2 separate regions of the Homo sapiens genome follow, and region 1 is linked to region 2. The links are chromatin loops, found by intact Hi-C in ENCODE. Cell type or tissue: PC-3. All regions are shown on one strand. Links, peaks and the distances in the headings refer to the core of each region. The heading gives the core; the rest is flanking DNA.

Region 1 (12,081 bases), core at 2,367-10,366, 130 kb before region 2:
GTTAGCTTGACTGGTTCAAGTTTAATTCCACTAAAACAATCATTATGAAAATCATTATGAATACAGGTCATTATCATGAATTACTGCTAAAATAAAAACAGTAATGAATCAGCTTCTATAGGAATTTGATTCACATTTAAAACACTTTTTTTTTTTCTTTGAGATGGAGTCTCACTATTTTGCCCAGGCTGGTCTCTAACTCCTGAGCTCAAGTGATCCTCCCACCTTGGCCTCCCAAAGTGTTGGGATTACAGGTATGAGCCATCACAACTGGCCACATTTTAAAACTTCTATGAAAAATTTCAAATATAAACACAGGTAGAGAAAATAGTATAATAAATCCCCAAGTGCCCATCACCCAGCTTCAATAATTATCAACTCACAGCCAATCTTGTTTCAACTATATCCACACACACCAGCCAACTTCAATCCTTATTTTTAAGCAAAAACTTATACATCGTATCATTTCATTTTTTAAGTGTTTCAATTTGCATCTCTAAAAGGGGTCCTTTAAAAAATGTAACAATACCATTATCACACCTAAAAATAATTAAAAACCTTAATATCAAATATCCACTTTTCACATTTTTCCAATGGTCTCAACAGTTTGTTCAAATCAGTATCCAAATAAGTCCATAAATTGTCTTGATAGATGTAGCTCTTAAGTCTCCTTTAACCCATCGTTGTCTTTTCTCTTTGCATTTCTGTTGTTGAAGCAGGACCATATGTCTTGTAGTTTTCCAGAGTCTGGATTTTGCTGATTGAGTCCCTTGTATATTATTTGTCCCTCTGTCCCCTGTATTTCTAATGAAGGGGTAGTTAGATCAGGAGGCTTCATCATGATGAGATGTGACTTTTGGCAGAACTGCTTCATAGGTGGTATATGTACTTCCATTAGGAGGCACAAAATCTGATTGCTCTCACTTTGTGAGGTTAGCAGTCACTGGCGATTATTGTCTAGATCCATAAATTGTTGGGGGGGTAAAATGGTGATATCCTAATTCTATCATTTCTCTTATTACCTGGAATTTCTTTAAAAGCGTATCCCAAAGGTAACTATAATTCTGTCCACTACCATCATTAACTCACAGAGTTAAATACAATACTATGAGTTTCAATCTCTTGCAGATATTATCCTTGCTGATGCTAAAGTTATCTCAGCCTTGGCCAGTGGTAACTTCTAAGGTGCCTCCTGAATCTTTCTGATCTGGTACAAAACAATGTTTCCTAGGTTCTTCTTGTACATTTCTTTCTTACAGGTGGAATTAGTGATTTATCCAAAGGAGTCTGGTTCCCTTGAAGAAAAATGGTACTTAAGAGACCACAATTAGGGCACTCAATTTGACTTGCATTTGAATTATGTCTAAAGCTAATCAACTGAATTAAGCATGAGTCTTCTATTATTGTTTCTAATACATTCATGTGGCTGCATATATGTGGATTTCTAAGGATGGGACTCTGATTTAATATATATATATATATATATTAAATCGTGGTAGTATAACTTGGTACATCTATCTGGGAGACAGTACCATAATTTTTATCAATGTCCCTCAAAAAACCTTTACCCCAACAATTCCACTTTTAGGAATTAATTTCATTATTAGGCTGAGGATTTTCCTAAGAATTGTTTAAAATTCTTTAGAATTGTTTAAAATAATAAACAATGTGGAACCTACATGTCCAAACAATGGGAAATTGGTTAAGAAAAAAAAAAACATACATCCACAGAAATATTTAGAGTAGTTAATGTGATATACATTATCAATGTACCATTAAATGAGAAAGGTGGGTTACAAAAGTGTGCATATTATGTTTTTGTCACACACATAGAAAAAAAGTAACAAAGGCCAGGTACTCAAATTTTTTTTTTTTTTTTTTTTTTTTTTTTTTTTTTTTTTTTTTTTTTTTGAGACAGAGTCTCGCTCTGTCACCCAGGCTGGAGTGCAATGGCGCAATCGCGGCTCACTGCAGCCTCTGCCTCCTGGGTTCAAGCAAATCTCCTGCCTCTGCCTCCCGGGTTCAAGCAAATCTCCTGCCTCTGCCTCCCGAGTAGCTGGGATTACAAGCATGTGCCACCACGCCCAGCTGTATTTTTAGTAGAGACGGGGTTTCACCATGTTGGCCAGGGTGGTCTCGAACTCCTGACCTCAAGTGATCCACCCGCCTTGGCCTCCCAAAGTGCTGGGATTACAGGTGTGAGCCACCGCACCCAGCCCTGCCAGGTACCCAAATCTTACCAGTGCAAACTACACCATTCTGTTGTGTTCCCACTGCTGGTTTAGGATTTGACTTCCCTGGGTCTGCCCAATCAATAGTACTCCTTCATCTGCTTCCAGATTTCGTTCTTGTTCAATTCACCTTGTCCTTGTTGGATTACCCCACACCCTATCACTTTAGTGTAGATTTCAGGAAAAAGCAAAAACTAATCAGTATTTTGCTCAATGCTCCGTTTTACCTAGCATCCTGTTGCTTTTTATAGAAGAGATGCTCTGAAGAACTTACCAATTATAAAATACATGAATTTCTACTGAAAATAGTACATACATGTATATATCTAAGACACACAAACAATATAGTAATATAAAACAGAAGGGCTAAATTTCTATCCTAATCATATAAAGAGTTGAATACAGAAACAATAGTGAAAAAACTAAACTGGTAATAAACGGAAAAGTATATCAAATGGAAGTTGTTTTTAATCAAGAACACAACATGAGAGATGCTGAAACTGAAGTTGTCCTCTGTGGGGCAAACCAATTGTCTTTCTAGTTTCTAAGAAGTTGAAAGTGGTTTTGGGGAAACTAAAATTTCTTACAACTTTAGTGACTTCTCTAAAGATGAACTGTCCCTGGCAGCTGCTTTAAAACTACATCTGGCTTGCACCCTGGTTTTGGGAAACCTTGACCCTTTAAATATGGATAATGAATATCTCTTCTTGTACTCCTCCAGGTGAACTGTCCAGGTTTGTAATGCTTGACACTCTGATACCTTCAATTAGAAATACTTAATAAGAAATGCCTTCTCATGCACAAGCCCCGAAATTTCATAGTTGCCAAGGACACCAATCCCATCTTTAAGAAATAATAATAATTAGGTCTTACTACAGGGACAAATACAAGGACTGAGGGTCGAGTAGTTTGCTCCGCTTGGACAAATCAGATTTCACTATCCTAAGACTGTGACAAACACGAAGTACCCAAAGCATAAAGTGTTGAAGACACCTCACAAAACAAGACTGATCAGAGAAAGTTGTCATTTCCTTAAATAAATGCTTCCCCAAACTGCATGACATTGCTTGACACTACAGGGAATGCTAAATCCAGAAGCAGTCAATAAATTTATTTTATTTCTGATTTTGTTTGTGAATTGGTACCTGAATTTATAAAACTGGGGAGGGAGGGATGGAGGGAGAGAGGACGGACTGTAAACAGAATTTAAGCATTCAATTACAAGTAAAAATAACTAATTTATAATTACCCAAATCAATCAATATTGAGAGTTTCATAAATAACTAAACATAATATACATTTGATGCTCCTAAATTAACAAAGTAATTCACAAAGTATTACATATTTACTCATTTAACAAGTATTACTTATAGCTAACCTTGACTAAAAAAAGAATTTGAAGCAGATTACCTCATGCAGGGAATTATTCTGGGCTTACAATTCCTTTTCTAGGTAACACTGAAATGTCAATTCTCTCCTTATTTGCTATGAAGAGAAAAATGATGGCTCAAAATTTTAAACAAACTTATCATTAAACTAGGCTTTTTAAAATAAATGAGGTACTTAGCATTCAAAACTTTGAAAAACACATAAAAACAAGACCATAAGTTTTCAAAATGACTCACCTCTTCCACCAAGACAAGCACTGAATATTGATTAGAAACAATGTAATGCAGTTGAGATTAGTTGGGTGTTTTAAAAAGGTTTATTGTGTGTACGCAGAGTATCTAACTGGAAATTTTCTACATGGATTCCAAAGTATTAAGAATAAAGATAATCTATACTTTTGTAGGAAGAGACAACTGTAAGAAAACACTGCCTTGTGGGAAGCTTCTTGTGATAGTTCTCAGAGTTCAAAGAGTATAGAACCTTCAAGTTGATTTAATCGTCTATTTATTAATGCATTTCAAGTTTCAAAAAACCTTACATCTTTGCACAATACTTTATTTTTTGCAATTTTTAGTAAAAATTTCCAAAGTGAACAAAAAAAGATACTGTATAAAACACAGTGGACATTAAAACTGACAGTAGTATTAGATCTCATTTGTCTTGATCCTTTTATATTACCACATCTTGATTCGCAGTGGAAAGAGTTCAGTGCATGTATCTCTTTTCAGAAAACATTTAACTTAGACTCAAAATAAAATAGGGCAGTGTGTGTACCTGCCAAAATCCTACCACAGGATAACATTACAAGCAAAAAATTTACATGTTCCAAAGTCTACCACACTCAAGAAGTTACTAAGAACTCTTGCAGAATAAAAGTCACCATTTTAGAAATGCAAACCCACTTCCAACCTTTGCACAGTCCAAAAACAAAGGCATTTAAATGATTTAAAAGCAATTACATACATATCTACCTACTTGTTTGTTTAGAATTATTTATAGTCTATCTGGGGTTTCATGTACAAAATTTGTCTCTAAATCATGTACAAAAAGCTGTATTTTGAAAAAGTCACCACATACTGTACAAGTTTACAAGGAAGAGATCCCGTTATTTTCTCTAGCATTTTTGGCCTTGCTGGCTTGCGTCACATTATGAGAATGATTGTGTAAACCTTATACTCTTAAAAAAAAAAAGGAAAAAAAAAAACCCAAAACATAGAAATCTTTACAACTTTCTCTAAATTTGCCTCCTATGTGAAGTCAGGAAAATCATAGCTTTACTTCTAGTTGAAGTGATGTAGTTGGAAAACAGAAGCAATAAATATGTCACAAGCTTCAATTTTTGTAATGCCCCTTCTATTTCCTGCATAGCAATAAGCCTGTTAATACATTAAATGTTTTTGCTTTCTCTTTAAAATGCCAATTATTTACATCTGTTTCAAAAATAAATTTGGAATGGGACATTGTGCTGTTTCACCTTCAATGCTGTTAAAAATTTTAGGAAAAAAAATGTCAGAAGGCCTATCTACAATTTTAACTACTACTTAAGCAAATTACTCATCTTTAGTGGTTACCAATGATCAGTGATGATATGCTGAAAAAACCGTTTAAATATTTTGATAAAGACACAGCTTTTCTTTTCCATATCAGACAGAAAACATAATTAGCATATTTCAGATATATGAAAAACACAAATAAGTAGGCTACAAATAAAAAGAATCATTTCATTGACATAATTTCTATCAAAGCATGAATAAAATTTCACCTATTAATTGAAAAATGGAATTGAATTAGAAAGTTTAAAAGACGTAAGCAGAAACCAGACATCTACATCATGAACTCTGAAGTAGTATGTGCTGCTATGTCCAGTTTGCACAACACTTAACTGTGTTCTTCAGTATAGTCACTTGTGCCCGTAGCAGCCATGTGATAAAGAAAAAATGAGTATCAAAACCAACTCCATCGTAACAGAAAGGTAAATTGATTTTCATTTCAAAACTGCCTGTGTAAAGCATTACAGAATCCTGGACCACTGAATACCACCATTCTCTGTTATCCTGAGTATGTCAATTAAACAGTAATTTTTAATTAAGAGCGGAAAAATTTTATAATACAAAGAAACATCCATATTGCAATTTCTGTTTACAATTGCACACAGAAGTACAGTGTACGTAAGAAATACATGTCTGCATATAACAAGGTATGTACATTGGCAAGTGATGTCTCCAATGTTGAGGTGGTCGAGCCTCCTAGCCTTGATTGGCAGTTGAAAAAAATATATTTATTTCAATTTGTGGTAAAAGTTTATTGAGAGCCAAGTTTGCCTGCAAGTGAAGAAAATGCAGCAACGAAGAACAGGGAACACGGGGCACATAATAATATTCTAAGACTTTGTGCCATTAAGTTAAAAATATCTGTTCATAAGAAAATTGGGTTCCTTTTCCACCTCCCACCCCCAAATTGGAATTTTCAGGCTTTAAAATTTAAGTAATTCCACCTGGTCTGAGGATATGATCTCTTGCCATTTTTTCTTCAACTGTTACTTGTGAGGGTTTAGTTTGGAGATGATGACTTAATAGGTTTCTCTTTGGAGTGAAGTTTTCCCATTGTAGGCACTAGGAAGAACCAAGGCAAAAGCTGCAGTTAGCGTCTCATGTGTCCCATTTGATAACTCTCTCGGGGCCGCTGACGCTGGGGTTGCTGAATGGGCTGTGGAGGTCTCCTCCTCTTTAAAGTGCCTGTGAGCCACAAATAAAAGCAAAGCAGATTTATTTATCATGAGCTTTTTAATCTTTAAAAGCAAAGCTGCTGTTTCAATAAGAAAGGTTTTAGTTCAGTGCTGTCCAATAATATGGGCCATCAATGTAATTTAAAATCTTCTGATAGCCACAATAAAAAAGGTTTAAAAGGTGAAATAATTTTAATAATATTTTTTATTTTATTTAAATTAATATAGCCAAAGTGTTATCATTTCAATATATAATCAATACAAAAATTACTAACAAAATATTTCTTTTTTTATACTAAATCTTCAAAGTCTGGTATGTATGTTAATTAAAACAGCACATTTCAATGGAAACTAGCAACAATTCAGTGCTCAGCAGCCACAAGTATTAGATTAATCCAGATTAATATCACAGATTCTGGACAGAATCCATATGAGGGAATTACTAAGTGTCTTTGAGCAAATGCCTTAACCTGAGACTCAGATGCCTACACTGTAAAACAAGGATGATAATTAACGTATATAGCCTGTTGTAAAGATTATATAATTCATATAAAAATGTTTAACACTTTTTGTGAGGGTTCAATAAATGACAGCTAGTTTTCTAAGTTTTTAAAGGTGCTATTCACTTAAAATGAAACCAACATACACATAAAATGTTTCACTGAATAAGACCACAATTGGTAACAGCATCTAAAAAGTGTCATGTGGCCCTTAGAACTTCCTTAAATACTAACATAAGTTCCAGAGTGCTAACTAACATTGTGAACTTAAGAAAAGCAATGATATAAAAATCAAATTTCCTCTAACTCTCACTAAGATACTGTCCTAGCATGACTACTGGGCCATCTTGCCCCAGACAGGTAAATGCAGGTGAACAACTGAGGGAAAACAGAGAAAAAGTGTAAGAAACCTAGTTTTGAACTACTTTGTATAAGGTAGTGGATTTGCCTGAGGCAAGACATCTTATGAGAAGTCTGAGAGCGGCAGGAGAGGGAACTGCTGTCATTTAGTTCTGGCTCTCCCCTGCTGCTGCCCTGAGACAATGTCTGTCCTCACACCTGTAGAGAATAGCTACGAATACCTTGGAGAAGGGGAGGGATAAACAGAGGGAACTAAACAATACGAAGGGTTTATTTCCTGTCCTTTTCTCCTTCCAATGCCCACAGCTCATCTAAAGAGGGTTCTTCCTCATGCTATGTCTCCCTGAGAGGTAAAAGGTGGAGACCAGAACTAAAGAGTTGTTTTCAGGAATGGAGAATACTTGACTGTGCTTATTTGATGAATGAATCCTCTACTCTAAGACTTTCCCACAGACTGGGATCTGTATGTCCCCACAAGCATCACCCTGGGGGAAAATAAGCTTATGTGCCAGAAAATATTTCAAGAGCACAAACACTAAAAACGATAAGAGAGCTGGGTGCAGTGCACGCGCCTATAGTCCCAGCTACTTAGGAGGCTAAAGTGGGGAGGATTGCTTGAGCTCAGGAGTAAGTCCAGCCTGGGCAACACAGTGAGAGAAAGAAAAAAGAAAAAGAAGGAAGGGAGGGCGGGAGGGAGGGAAGATGGAAGGGAAGGAAGGAGGAATGAAGGACAACAATATGAGAAGCACAACTATTAGAATAGAAAGATCAACAATTTTAAAGTAGTTCACCATAATCATGGCAAGGGAATATGTTAGAATATATTTAAAAAAAAAAAAACAAGAAAACAAATACCAAGCAAAATTTAAAATTTCTAGTTCTAAATATTTTCAGACACTCAGATAAATTAGCATTAACTTAGCAGTCACTGGCCAGATTGGATTGACAAAAAGCACACAAATATCAACTAAATCATTCATCCAATAATCCCATTCTTACGGAGAAAGTACTGTAACATTAGTTACTACAGACTCATTTATAATTCAATTCTACCTGCTAAACAATTCTGAGTTACATAAATATGTATCTTGCTCAAATATTCTTACCTGGAAGTGGTTTAGGAGGAGGCAACTTTGGATTACTACTTGGAGTATGAACACTGCATATCTTAATAAATCCAGCCATTAGCATGATCAGAGCAATTCCCATAAGTAATACTGCCCACCAATGAGCCTAGAAATAAACAGATTTTTCCACTGAAAAAAAAAAAACTACAAAATATTTTAGAGTATCTTTTACAGTATATAAAACATAGAATAGAACACAGTATATTGTAATTTTTAAAGAACATTTGTTTAGGAGTTGTATACATATGTTAGATATTTGCACATATATATTATTTAAATATAAAAAAAAGTTTAAAGGAGAAAATGGAAATCACCCATAATTTCATCTCATAGAGGAAACCGCTCAATCTGATTTTTTTTAGTCTCTTTACATATAACAACATTTGTCATACACATGAACACAAATACAAAACTGGGGTCATCTTGCATATAGTTATATTGCATTTTCCCATGTTATTAAATATTTTCTGGTTTAAATATTGCCTTTGTTTTTTCCCCTTACTCTTTTTTCTCCCTCAAATGGATAATGTGCCAATGCCCTAACAAGGTTTGAGGAAGGCACATCTCACATATGAGTGTGCAAACCCAATCATCACACTTATGAACTACAAAAGGATCTCCTCTTACTCTTATAGACTATGTTTTGATTGCGTTTATACTTTCCATGGCTTAGAAAGCATGTAACTTGCTTTAAATTCTACTAGTGAATAGATTTAAAAATTACTCTTTAACCTACATTGCTTTCTAATTATCAAAGTTAAGACTGAAATTCTATCTCTTTGAGACACCCTTTTCCTCTTTTATTTCATTTGGAATTTGAGACTCGGACTAGTTATGAAATTACTTTTTATATACATTAGTTTTCATTACATTATATATAATATCTTTATTGTATTCATTAGTTTATAGGCTATCTTTTTAAATATGAAAAGTGGAAGAAGATACATATTTTAGCAGCAGGCAAAGTTCATCCCGTCTTAGAAGAAACCAAAACTTCTATTTTAACCTGACCTATATTAAACAAATCAATTAGCCAAACAGAAAAACCTTCAAAAATTATTGATAAATTTATAGGAAAATTACTGTGTCTAGTCTTAAATTATATTTTGCAATTCCAAATATTCAAACTTTGTTTTAAGACCACATGTACTAATAAACATCATACAAAATATTTACAGCTTCAAAACTGAACCTTTACATTTATTTAACACAGGTTACTGTAACATATATAATTACTACTAATAGTTTCCAGCAAAACTCCCATTTAAGAAGACTGTCTATGACTTAGGGACTTACAACAAACTGGGTACTACTTCTACACTGTTTAGTTTTTCCAGCAGTGTTTATATAATTAAAGTAATACTAATGCTAATTTTAGCATTAATGAGAGTAATGCTAAAATTAAAAGGCATGTTGTAGCAAAATATCCCAAGCCACTTTTTCTTTGTGTACACAAAGCCTTTCCTACTTTCTAAACATTTGTTTTATTTTGAAAGAGTCTCAAACTTAAAGAAAAGTTGCAAGTACAATTCAAAAGTTCCAAGTACCTTTTAAAAACCTGAGGCCGGGCACGGTGGCTCCCAGGTGGCTCCCAGCACTTTGGGAGGCCGGGGCGGGTGGATCACCTGAGGTCAGGAGTTCGAGACTAGCCAGGCCCACATGGTGAAACCCCGTCTCTACTAAAAATACAAAAATTAGCCAGGAATGATGGTGGGTGCCTGTAATTCCACTATTAAGGAGGCTGAGGGGGGAGAATCGCTTGAACCAGGGAGGCAGAGGTTACAGTGAGCCGAGATTGTGCCACTGCACTCCAGCCTGGGCAACAGAGTGAGACTCCACCTCAAATAAACAAACAAACAAAAACAAAAAAGAAAAACTTTTAAAAATCTGGAAGCACCTCAGAGTAAGTTGCTAGCACCATGCTGTTACTCTTGAACATTTTAGCATATAATTTCTACAATATAAGGGTGGTTTCCTAGATAACAAGACAATCATCAAAATCAGGAAATCAGGGCTGATACATTACTAACATTTAATCCTCAGACCCCATTCAGGTTTTGCCATTTGTCCCAATACTATCCAGTTCAGAATCGTGTGCTATATTTAGCCACCATGTTTCTTTTCTCTCCTTTGATTTGGAAAAATTCCAGTGTTTCCTTGGCTTTTATGACCTTGATACTTTTGAAGATTACAGGGCAGTTATTTTGCATGGGAATGTCCTTCAATTTGGGTTCCTCTGGTGTTTCTTTGTGATCAAATTCAGGTCACACATCTTTGGTAAGAATATCACAGATGCTGTGTTCTCGCTGCATCCTATCAAGTAACACGTGATTTTTATTTCATTACTGCTGATGTTAACTTGATCACTGGATTAAGGTGTTATCTGCCAAATTTTACCATGATTCTTGTTTCTCTTTTGTAGACAATGAAAATTTTGTAGGGACCTAATTTGGAAGTATGTAAATATCCTGTTCTTCATCAAACTTTCAATGTATTCATTTATTTATTCCCTCATGGTTTCCTATTTTTTATAAATATATAATCAATTACTGACATTATTGTGTTTTTTGGACATGTCCTCATCATTCTTTGAGCACTTTCTTACTTTCTGGCCCAACAAGAAGTTCCAGATTTATCCTGTTCTTTCCCTACCCCAGCCTTGGAACCTGCCAAAGAGCCCTGGTTTCTTTTAGTCCTACCCTTCCTATGTAGACACCTTCCTCATCCTACTTGCACTCTTGACATCCCATGCCAGTCACTCCTCCACAGGGGTGCAATTCTCACCCTGCTTGGGCTCTGAAACCCCATACTGGTAGTGTTCCCCATCCCACACCTTCTGAACCTGGTCAGCTTCCAACACTCTGCTCTGTGCCACTATAGCTCCCCAACTTTGGCGTGGATGCCTACCTTGCTTGGGCTCACCTAATGGCTTTAGGAATTAACTGCTTCAAAAAAGGAGAGGGAATAAAAAAGGGAAAGAGATATATACATACGTACATATATATGCACACACACACATATTCATATATATATTCAATTTTAAAATCAAACTTAGAATGATTTACACTTGAGTGTCATTTCTCAGTCTTATTTAATTCTCAGATTAGATCTCTATACAGAAGAGTCCCACAGACACCTTTCTTCTCTTTATTTTCATGTTTATTGTTCAATCTGTAAAAACTGTATCATGGTTGTCCCTCACATTGCTTGTTATTGCAGGGACGGCAAACTCAAAAGCTTACATGGAAGGTAAGGTGGAATGCAATTCAACCTTACTGCTTAAAGATCTGATTTTTCAAGAGAAGCAATATATCCGAATTTTTATTTAAAATCTATTTTTAAATGCTGGCAAACTTGTGAGAAATTTCTTAAAACAATGTGTAGAATACACAAAACATGCTGACAGGGCTGAATCTGGCTTGGAATTTAAAACTTTACAATCTACTTTCTAAAAGCCACTTCTTGAGACTGCCAGATTTTTTTTTAAGTTTTATTTTGTTTTCTATAAAAATTGTGTTCAGAGCTCTGCTCTCCTTGTTAGTCTTTAGGATGATGTTCCCATTCCTTTATTATATAGGTATTCCATAGACTCCTATTGTTTTTTGTTTTTATTCATCCTCAAATAACAGACCTGCTACTTATCGCAAGACAGGGTAGAAGGCCACCCTCAGTCTGTCAAAGCAGTACACGACCATTTTGAGTAATGCAGAAAGTTTAGCATCCCTGGCCCCCAACCATCAAATGCCAGT
Region 2 (12,081 bases), core at 2,173-10,172:
AGTGTACATATACTCCATATGAAGTGAAGTAATATTATTTGAAAGTATACAGTGATAAGTTATAGATATTGTACACTGAACAACCTCTAAAAAATACAACAGGTATATCATCATAAAGCCAATAGCAGAGATAAAATTGAATCATTTTTAAAAGTTTATATTGAGAGGCCAAGGCGGGTGGATCACTTGAAGCGAGGAGTTCGAGACCAGCCTGGCCAACATGGTGAAACCCCATCTCTACTAAAAATACAAAAATTAATGGGGCATGGTGGCAGGTGCATGTAATCCCAGCTACTCAGGAGGCTAAGGCATGAGAATCGCTTAAACGCAGGAGGCAGAGGTTGCAGTGAGCCGAGATCGCGCCACTACACTCCAGCCTGGGCGACAGAGCGAGACCTCAGTCTCCCAAAAAAAAAAAAAAAAAAAAAAAAAGTATATTACTCCCGAAAAATGCAAGAAAAGAGGGGGACAAGAACTATGAACAGATGGAAAACAAATAGAAAGATGACAGTTTAAAACTCAGCCATATGAATAATTACATTAAAAGTAAATGATCCAGCTGAGTACATTAGTGTGCACCTGTGGTCCCAGCTACTCAGGAGAGTGAGGTGGGAGGACTGCTTGAGCCCAAGTTTGGGGCTGCAATGCACTATGATCACATTTGTGAACGGCCACTGCATTCCAACCTGGACAACAGAGAGAGATCTCCATCTCCGAAGGGGAGGGGAGAGGAGGGGAGGGGAGGGGAGGGGAGAGGGAAAAGGAGAAGACGAAGGGGAAGGGGAAGAGCAAGCAGAAGGGAAAGTAAATGATCTAACATAACAATTAAAAGGCAAAAGCTGTCATTTCGCTTTTTGATTTTTAAGAGACAGGGTCTCACTCATTGCCCAGGCTGGAGTGTGGTGACGTGATCATAGCTCATTGTACCCTCAACCTCCTAGCTTCAAGCAACCCAGTCACCTTAGCCTTCTGAGTAACTGGAAACTGGTGCACCACCATGCCATGCCTGACTAATCTTTTTTTTTTTTTTTTTTTTTTTTTTTTTCCCAAAAACAGCGTTTCGCTCGTTGCCCAGGCCGTAGCGCAACGGCGCAATCTCGGCTCACTGCAACCTCTGCCTCCCAGGTTCAAGTGATTCTCCTGCCTAAGCCTCCCCAGTAGCTGGGATTACAGGCATGCACCACCACACCCAGCTAATTTTTGTATTTTTAGCAGAGACAGGGTTTTGCCATGTTGGCCAGGTTGGTCTCAGACCCCTGACCTCAAGTGATCTAACCACCTCGGCCTCCCAAAGTGCTGGGATTACAGGTGTGAGCCACCGCGCCCAGCCTGGCTAATCTTTCTTATTTTTTGTAGAAATGGGGACTCGCTATGTTGTCTAGGCTGGTCTCAAACACCTGGTATTAAGTAATCCTACTGGCTTGGCCTCCCGAAGTTCTGGGATTACAGGCATGAGATGACACGCCAGCCTTGTTATTTTTTAAAAAAGGAAAATGTAAATATATGCTAACAGACACAAAAATAAAGATGAGTTAAAGTAAAAAGGACGGGAAAATATATAACATCCAAACCCTAATCCAAAGAAAGCTGGAGTGGCTACAGTAATAGCTGAAAAAACAAACTTCAAAACAAAACAAAAAAAATTATGAGGGATAAAGAGGGACATTTCCTAATTCAAGAAGAAAACACAACAAGCCTAAGTATTTATGTACATAAAAAAAGCTTCAAAGTATGTGAAGAAAAAGTTGATAGAACAGAAAAAAGCAGACTCTGTAACTAGAGTTGGAAATCATACCACTCCTTTCTGAACAAGCAGACAAAAAAATCAGTAAGATTATTAAAAACTTAAACACAAAGAACTTGACTAGATAGATAGAATATATTTCTTTTTAAGGGCACATGGAACAGTCACAAAGATAGACCTTAATCCTAGGCCACAAAGCACGTTTCCACAAATTTTAAAAGACTAAAATCTAAGAGTATGTTTTCTGACTACAGGAGAATTAAGCCAATAACAGATATGCAGAAAATCCCCAAATATTAGGAATTTACATTTCTAAGTAGTTCATGGGTCAAAGAAGAAATCAAATGGAAATTAGAAAGTATTTTGAGTTGACTGCAAATAGCCCAGGGAGCTTTTTGGATTGATATAAATGTTCTATGATTATGGAGGTAGTTATACAAGTAAATATACTTCTCAAAATTTATGAATTCGTACACTTAAAAAATTGTTGAATTTTATTGTATGTAAACTATACCTCAATAAAGCTGACTAGATTTTTTTTTAAATAAAAATATTGAGGCCAGGTGTGGTGGCTCACACCTATAAGCCCAGCATTTTGGGAGGCCAAAGAAGACAGCTTAAGGTGAGGCATTCGAGACCAGCCTGGGCAACATAGCGAGATTCCATCTCTATTTTTTAAAAAAAAAGAAAAGAAAAAAGAAAAATGTTGCAGCAAAGTGGTAGGTATATGGGTTTCTGGCCTTCCTACTTTTTCCCTAAGATATAAAATTTATAAAGTTACAAAAGTTATAAAATTTCCCTAAGTTACAAAATTTTTTAAAATCCAGGATCAAAAACAAAGACAAATCAAAAAGAGAATTCAAAATATTCCAAGTTATCTTCTCAGTAAAATAAATGAATTAACATTCTACCTACTTCCAATACTAAGCAGCCTGTAATGATTCAATATTCCTACATAACTGTAGTTTGCTAATAGGACATAAGTAGTAAGAGATGGGGAAATAAAAGATTAAATGACAACCAGTGACCACAGGTCTTAAAAGAACATTGGGGGAAACCAACATCAAGGCAAAATATCCATTGAGAAAACAGCAACTAAGCCATTTTCAAGAACTTCTTAGAAGACCAGAAGGTCCAATTCAACACTGAATCTAAAATAAAAGAAAATATGAGCCATGTGCAGTGGCTCACACATGTAATCCCAGCACTTTGGGAGGCTAAGGCAGAAGAACTGCTTGAGCCCAGGAGTTTGAAACCAGCCTGGGCAACATAGCGAGACCCTGTCTCTATTTTTTAAAAAAAAGAAAGAAAAGAAAATATGGAGGCCTACTACTCACTATGTGTTCAACTAACAAGTTCTTTCAACTACTATCACTGAGACTGGAAATTGTGTTTATGGATGTTTAAGTCTTTATCCAATTAAATCTTGTTCCGTATCTAGCATTTTACAATTTTCTGAACACAGAATCTTGTTAATTCAAACTGTTTTTCAGCGACTAACAGCATAGGTATCTCCGGGGAAAGTGTTAGCAATGCAGAATCCTAGGCTCCCAGCAGATCTACTGACCCCACAAATGACTCAGGCTCTACCCCAGACTACCCCAGAGTGATCTGTATGCACATTCAAGTTTGAGAAGCACTGTAACCTTTCTTCATTCAGAAATTCCGTGACTTCTACCAGCAGCTATACAGGTTGAGTATCCAAAAATCTGAAATCCAAAATGTTCCAAAATCTAAAATTTTTTGAGCTCCAACATGATGCTGAAAAGAAAAGCTCAGCCAGGCGCAGGGGCTCACGCTTGTAATCCCAGCACTTTGGGAGGCCAAGGCAGGCGGATCACTTGAGGTCAGGAGTTTGAGACAGCCTGGCCAACATGGCGAAACACCGTCTCTAGTAAAAATACAAAATTAGCCAGGAGTGGTGGCACACCCCTGTAATCCCAGCTACTTGGAAGGCTGAGGCAGAAGAACCGCTTGAACCCAGGAGGCGGAGGCTGCGGCGAGCCAAGACCGTGCCACTGTACTCCAGCGTAAGCAACAGAACGAGGCTCTGTAAAAAAAAACAAAAACAAAAACAAAAACAAAACAAACAAACAAACAAAAAAAAAAACTCATTGAAGCACTTTAGATTTTCACATTAGGAAATCGTAAGCATAATGCAAATATTCCCAAAATCGGAAAATTTAAAGATCCAAAACACTTTTGGTTCCAAGTATTTCAAATAAGGATACTCAACCTGTATATCCTTATTTCTACACACTTGCTTTAATGTAAGCATTTAACAATACATTAATAGGGATAGGTACACCATGGGTGCTACCATTTAAGCAAAAAATACCTCAACTGATGTCTCAGGCAATATACTGAGTAGAAAAAGTTTCCAAATAACGTAGAAGAAGGGTTGGCAAACTGTTACCCAAAGGCCAGTTCCAGCTGGCCACCTGTTTTTACAACACTGCTATGCTCATTCATTTACATATTTTCTATCTCTGCTTTCACACAACAGCAGAGTTGAATAAGCGAAGTATTACAAAATGTTACAGAACAGGTATTAAATCTTTGGTAAGTCACTTAAACACTTAGTTTCATCCTACAAAATGTTACAGAACAGGTATCAAATCTTTGGTAAGTCACTTAAACACTTAGTTTCATCTGCCTTTGGTTATAATTCACCTTTTTTTCCTCTACAAGAGGAATACTAACCTGAAATCCACAAACCTCTGTGTTAGTTAATTTTAGGTGTCAACTTGACTAGATTAAGGAAGACCTAGAGAGCTGGTAAAGCATTATTTCTGGATGTGTCTCTGAGGGTGCTTCCAGTGAAGACTGGCGGGTGGAGTGGTGGGCTGACTGGGGAAGATCCACCTGCACTGTGGGCAGGCACCATCCAATTGGCTAAAGGCCAGGAAAAAAACAAAAAGGTGGAGGAAAAGAAAATTCTCCCTCTCTTTCCCCTCGGGACATCAGGACTCCAGCCTCTGCGGCCTTCAGCCTCAGACAGAGTTAAAATATCAGCTTCCCTGGTTCCCAGACATTAAGACTAAAATGAGCCATACTACCAGCATCCTAGGGTCTCCAGCTTGCAGACTGCCTATCATGGGACTTTTCAGTCTGTATAATCGTGTAAGCCAATTCCCCTAATAAATCCTCTCTCATGTATCTATCTGTACATATGTATATCCTATTGGTTCTGTCTCTCTGGAAAACCCTCACTGATAGAGTCAGTCCTCTGTATTCATGGGTTCTGCATTAGTGGAATTCAACCAACTGTGGATTCAAAATACTGAAGGGGAAAAAAAATCCACAAAGTTCCAAAAGACAAAACCTGAATTTGCTGTACACTGAGTACTATGCTGAATCCACACAAATGAAGTGCTGGCATTATATTAAGTATTATAAGAAATCTGGAGATGGTTTAAAGTATATGGGAGGGGCCAGGTGCAGTGGCTCACACCTGTAATCCTAACACTTTGGGGGGCCGAGGCGGGCAGATCGCTTAAACCCAGGAATTAGAGACCAGCCTGGGCAACATAGCAAAGCCCCGTCTCAACAACAACAAAAAAAATACAAAAAACTAGCCAGGTGTGGTGGCACACACTTGTTGTCCCAGCTGCTCAAGAGGCTGAGGTGGGAGAATCACCTGAGCCCACGAAGTCGAGGCTGGGGTTAGCCGTATTCACACCACTGCACTCCAGCCTGAGTGAGAGAGTGAGACCCTGTCTCAAAAAAATAAAAAAATTAAAATTCAAGTATGAGAGGGCATTTTGCAGTGAGGCTCAGAAGGCAACAAGCACCCTGAGGTGACCCCACCCAAGGTAACTGGTATGGAGTGGAGGATGAACATGCACCTTCCAAGCAGGGTGTTTCTTTAAGAGTGTCACAGGTGAGAATTCCTAAGGCAGGTCAGAAAGCCCACCCCATGACATGTGCGGCCTGGTCTTGAAAGACGTTTTTCCATCTAGCTGGACAAGGGGAACATTCTCTGAATAGCAACCACACACATGTGAGTCATGGGGTGGAGACTTCTGGTTCACTGTAACCTAGACCAGATTCAGAGGCAGCAGACAGAAATCTTCTAGAAGGAAAAGAGCCTGGTGTTTGTGAAGATCTGCAGATCCTACATGTCAAAGAAGGTTTTCACTAGCAGGAAGGGTGGAAAATACTTCTTGAATAGCTTTGAAGTTTTCAAGCACCAGGCCCCTCCCAATGGGGAAGAAGCCACACCAAAGTACTGAGAGTAGGGAGGCCTTTCACACTGGACAAAGGGGCTGCAAGTGCAGTGATGTGGGAAAGCCTTCAACTGCAAAGATAAACTTGTTCAGCAACAGAAAATCCATGACGGAGTAAAGCCTTAGGAGTGTGGTGAATGTGGAGAAAACCTTTAGTCACAACTCCTACTTTACAGTACAAAGAAGAATTCACAGCAAAGAAATACCTTATAAATGCAGTGATTGCGGGAAATTATTTGGCTCCACCTCCAACCCTCATACTTTAAAGAGGTCATACAAAGAATGAGCTTAAAGCCAGGCATGGTGGCTCATGCCTGTAATTCCAGCACTTTGGGAGGTTGAGGAGGGCAGATCACCTGAGGTCAGGGGTTCGAGACCAGCCTGACCAACATGGTGAAACCCCGTCTCTACTAAAAATACAAAAATTAGCCAGGCATGGTGGTACACACCTGTAGTCCCAGCTACTTGGGTGGCTGAGGCAGGAAAATCACTTGAACCCAGGAAGGCGGAGGTTGCAGTGAGCCGAGATCTTGCTGTTGCACTCCAGCATGGGCAACAGAGCAAGACTCCATCTCAAAAAAAAAAAAAAAAAGAGTGAGCTTAATGTGATAAATCCTTTATTAGAAGATCCTATCTTGTTCAGCAGCAGAGAATTCATAGTGGAGAAAGGCCTTATGAGTGCAGATCATGTGACAAGTCTTTTTATCTATAAAGACACATTTGTTGAGCACCAGAAAGTTCACACTGGAAAAGAGACTTCTAAGTGTTGTAAATGTGGAAAATTCTTCAGCCACAATTCCTATCTTACAGCATATAAGAGAATTCGTGATGGAACAAGGCCTTATGTATGCAGGAAATATGGGAATGCAGAAACTTCCACCTTGCTTGGCACATGAAAGTTCACACAGAGAAAGGCCTTATAAATGTAGAAGTGTAGCGGATGTAAAAAAGCATACAGTCAAGGCCTAACCTCATTAGGCATTAGAGTTCACACTGGACAGAGGCCTTAAGAGTGCATGGCAGATGTTGTCTCATTGTTCAAAATAGCATGATCATAAAAGAGAAGAGCTGACAGTGACCTCTGAATGTGAGCTGTCAGCCAGAAGTTGAACTGCTCCATCTATCCACAATGTAGAGATTACCTACAACTAGGTGAGTGAACAAAACCTGGTGGTTCTTCATCCCCTCCCTCAGAGTGGTTTCAGTGTGGAAATGACCCAGCTCCTGCCCAAAAGACCTGGGTTGGGGTCTGCTGTGGATTTCCAGAGGTCCCCCTTTTTTGTGGACAATGGTAGCTGAGATGGATTTGTCTAGCCAGTTTCCGAATCAGCCAATCCTGGAACTGCCTGCCTCATTCTACCCTGATTTGTGCAGATAAAGGCCTTATTGTTTAACCCTTTAAAACAAAAATAAAGTACAGGGAAGGATGTGCACAGGTTATATGCAAATAGTATACCTTTTTATATAAGGGACTTGAGCATTCATGGAACCAATCCCCATAGATACTGAGGGAGAAACTGCATAACCTCTATAGGGGATTCATGAGCCCCTAAATTTTGCAGGCAAAATTCCAAAAATATTCTTTATTTTCTTTCTTGGCCTTTTATTGGTTCTGCTTTGCATATTTAAATCTTTTATTCATCTATTTATAATTTTATCTGTTTTTTAACTTACTACACTAACTAGGAGTACCAAACCATGCTGAATAACAAGTGTAGGCATGTTCACTTTGTCCCTGACTTTAATAGAATATCTTTAGTTTTTCATTACATTATATATATATATATAAAAATAATATTACACTAAGGCTGTTGCTTCTCATTCTTGTTTTAGAAATCCAATATATTCAAATTCACATTAAAATCTGGCTAACAAACATTTTTAAATGATTTTTTAAGTTTCACATTTCACATATTTAAAGGGGAAAAATTAAAAATCCCAAACTATATATCCTATTTTATTTTTAAAAGTATCCTAATTTCTTAAATGTACCCTGAAATCTTACCATGTACAGAACAATATCCTGATTACATCAATTTCTTGTTTAACTAAATTAAACAATAATGCTTATAAATTGGATGTCATGATAATTAAAATGTATCAAGCACTTGCTATCTGCCAGGCTCTGTACTGCTCTACATTTTTTTCATTTAAACCACCCAATCAAGTGAGAACTATTAGCCCATTTTAAAGAAAACTGAGGTTTGAGTGATATGTAACAAACCCAGTGTCACATAGCAAACAGGAGGCAGTGCCAAGAACTCAACTTTGATTTCAATGATTTCATGTTAATCTACGATGAGTCGAATTACCTTCATCATAAACAAGGTAAGTCACCATATTTCTGATATGACAAAAAACTGAAAAGACAGCCTGGGCAAGATGGCAAAACGCCATCTCTACAACAAATACAAAAATCAGCCGGGCACGGTGGCATGCACCTGTCATCCCAGCTACTTGGGGGGTTGAGGTGGGAGGATCGCTTGAACCTGGGAAGTAGAGGCCGCAGTGAGCCAAGATCGTGCCACTGCAATGCAGCCTGGGTGACAAAGTGAGACCCTGTCTCAAAATTAAAAAAAAAAAAAACTGAAAAGAAAAAAAATTATCAAAATACAGCACATGGCAAAAACCTTTCAAAAACTAAACTGACGTCTACCTCTAAGATGGGGAAAACAAGCAATGCAATACTAAAGAAGAATATACTTCTTATAGACAGAAAAATATACATATACATATACCCTTGATTTCCACAGCTAGTGATTGAAATGGGCATGGTTTACTCCACAGGAGCCCTGACTAATCTTCAACCCTTGTACTGCTTACTACCTCAGTCAGACATCACAAAATTGCCTGTTCCCACATGCAGAGACTGGACCTATCAACTGAGATTTATTTCTAAACTTTAGCAATCAGTCAAGAGCTCAGAAAGTATAGATAGAGCATGTGGTATCATCAAATCTCACTGAAACATGTTAACTATTCACCCATCTCTATCTGAACACAGCTTGGCCTCTGACCCACTCACCTTTGTATCTGGGAATCTCTCCTTGTTATAGATCTTCCTGATTCCCTAGTTCCAAGCTGCCTAATCGTTTACTCCGATTCCTTATCACCTACTCTATCCTGATCCTTACTACTTGCTAGACTCTCCCAGTCCAGGTTCTTTCATCACTATTAGATATATTACCTACGCAGGACAAAACGAACAACAAGTAAGGACTCAAAGAATGCCAATCTTAATTCCTAATTTTATCCCTCCTGATAAAGAATAAAATAAAATTGTCCCTTGGTATCCCTGGGGGGTTGGTTCAAGGACTTCCCACAGATATCCAAATCCATTGATGCTCAAATCCCTGACAAAATGACGCGGTATTTGCATACAACCTATGCACATACCCATGTATATTTTAAATAATCTCTAGACTACTTATAATACACAATACAATGTAAATCCTATATAAATAGTTGTTGTACTGTGTTGTGTAGGGAATAATAACAAGAAAAAAGTCTGTACATGTTAAGTACAGACTCAATTTCATTTTTTGAATTTTTTCATTCGTGGTTGGTTTAATCCATGAATACAAAATTCACAGACACAGAGGGTCAACTGGTATTTACTAATCTGCCTTTTAAAAATTTATTTTTCCTAATCACAGAAGTGCGTTATGAATCTTACTACCCAGCAAGTTGGTATCTGTTCTCTAAAATGATTACATATATATTTATCTATGAAAAAACTGAAATGGTTTTATACATACTTACAAAAGGCATTTTCACATAAAGACTTTAACAGTGGAGAAATACATGCTACCTGACAATGATGAAAATAAAATACATTTAACCTAGAGGACAATAAAATGTTACTAATCTGACATCAATGGAAAATGACAGCTTCCACTAAGGACAGTTTCTAGGTAATTATATCTTGCTAAATATCTTTCTATTTGATGGATGATTAATTTTCCTCCTACTCTAACATGTTCTTGTTAAGCCAGGCTTATCCTTATTAACATCTTCACCAGAAGAGGCCATAATGATGCAGTAACCTCAAGGCTATGTTATTGTGCTATTATTCCTACATAAAAACAGCTCCACCCTACAAGATAGTTACTCTGCAAAGTCAACGTCTTCTCCTTTCTCTTCTGTTACTTTATTTCACCTACACAGAAAAGCGCACCAACAGCATTTAACTTTCTTGTTCTCAGTTTTAGTTGCCAAAAAGCTAGCATATATTACAGTCACATGGTACTTAATACTTATAAGCCCCATGGGAAATCTGAAAAGCATATACTACAAAGCATATACTACAGTCACATGGCACCTAATACTTATAAGCCCCATGGGAAATTTGAACATCTCCACACTTAAGAAAAAAATCTCCTTAGTTATGTAGCAGAATGTCCTTACTTTTATGAAATGCAAGCATACTGAAGTATTTAGAGTACAACTTATTTTCAAATGAAACAGAGGGAAAAAAATAATATATTATTAAAAAGAGAGTAAATGTGGTAAAGGTAACCATTCATAAATTCAGGTGAAAGGCATACAAATATTAACTACTAGCATACCTGCAATCTTTTAGAAAGTATAAAAATTTTCAAGAATTAAAAAAAGAAACACAGTATATCGAAAAAAGCCTCTATGTAAAACTGCCAGAAGAATAACTAGATTGGATCTACGAGATAGAGAAAACAGATCCTTTATCAAATTTTATGTAATCCTAGCACTTTGGGAAGTCGAAAGTGATTGTTTAGGAGGATCACTTTAGCTCGGGAGTTCAAGACCAGCCTGGGCAACACAGTAACACCCCATCTCTAGTTTTTTTTTAAGGGGGAAGACTAAGTAATACCAAAAAATCACATGCAAGAGTGGCAGAAAAATGACCAGCAGGTTCTAAGAAATAGAAAAAACATAACTTGGCCTCCTTGTCACAGGAGAGCTTAGGAGAGCTCTCCCTTTTTACAATTTGAGAACAGTATTTTTATTTCCCTTAATTTTTCTCAAAGTCGCCAGGATACTGGTATTTACCAATCCGCCTTTTAAAAAATTATTTTTCCTAATCACAGAAGTGCATTATGAATCTTACTACCCAGAAAATTGGTATCTGTTCTCTAAAAATGATTACATATATATTTATCTATGACAAAACTGAAATGGTTTTATGCGTGTTCTTTCTGTAAGCTGCTTTTCTCCCCTCAAATGTAAACATTTTTTCACATCCAAAAAATAAAATACCTTCTATAAAGAACCTGACTGACTAAAAGGCAAATTCTTCAAATACTGTAAGTACAAAGAACCTAAATTACGCTTTAAGGGTAAAATTAGCCTACATGTAAAGGCAAGATCTGGCTTCCCTCAACTGATAACTACTATTTGACTTTCCTGACTCTGGATAAGTAACCCTCCCTGATCCTCCTCTCTCATTTATAAAATGAAAATAACAACACGTATCTCATAGAGATGCTGTGAAGACCAAGTTAATATATGATACACAAAATGATCTAACAACAGTGCCTGGCATTAAGTACCCCAACAAATGCCAGCCATTGTGATTTTTTTCCATATTCCATGGGTAGGTAGCATCTTACTTCCCAAGTACCCTTCTAAGCAAAAGCTTCCTTCCCAATCCTTGAACCCAAAACTTACAATCTTCTGTTCCAATCTACTAAATTAAAGAATTGTGCAAAAAAATACGGAATGAAAATTTCATTAACATCAGGAGAAAAAACAAAGAATAACTCTCTGATAGTGGGTCACCATCATCACCTTGGTGTGAGACAGAAATATCATATAACAAGCAAGTTTTTTCCTATCTATACCCAAAAAGTTGGCTATACAATCTTAAGAATGGGAGAGGAAAATCTGCAATAATGTTTTGATATTACAGATCTTCCTATTTACAGAAAAACTCAATTACAATAAATGAGAGGATATAAGAGTAAGCTAAGCATGGCATATTTGCATTCCTCAAAAAAAATTACTTGTAATCAACTTGTTTTCAACAGACTTTTCACTTGCATAATTTCAAAATGAGGTACCAACAGCATTTTTCCCCAACATAAAAATATATTTCCTTCCTACTGAGTCATCAACTACATGTCATAGGCA

The links. Peaks named below come from ENCODE experiments on the same cell type or tissue, not always from the same donor. Only the 100,000 strongest peaks of a DNase experiment are listed, where the experiment ranks them.
Region 1: it touches region 2 in a loop (5-fold over the local background); 3 of 110 quality-filtered maps call a loop at or near these places.

What each region holds. Positions count from the first base shown.
Region 1 is chr15:58,591,287-58,603,367 of GRCh38, forward strand. It overlaps ADAM10 (ADAM metallopeptidase domain 10), which reads right to left. Exons shown (of 16, transcript NM_001110.4): 15 at 8,312-8,438; 16 at 1-6,355. The coding sequence ends at 6,261. LOC124903600 (small nucleolar RNA U13) reads right to left here and starts at 8,949; the gene lies at 8,846-8,949. In PC-3, for the core only: no CTCF peak of the experiment used is centred there; no DNase peak of the experiment used is centred there.
Region 2 is chr15:58,726,161-58,738,241 of GRCh38, forward strand. All of the region lies in intron 1 of ADAM10 (ADAM metallopeptidase domain 10), which reads right to left. Among named protein-coding and RNA genes, the nearest start is that of ADAM10, 18 kb to the right of the region's middle. In PC-3, for the core only: no CTCF peak of the experiment used is centred there; no DNase peak of the experiment used is centred there; H3K27ac peaks cover 433 bases.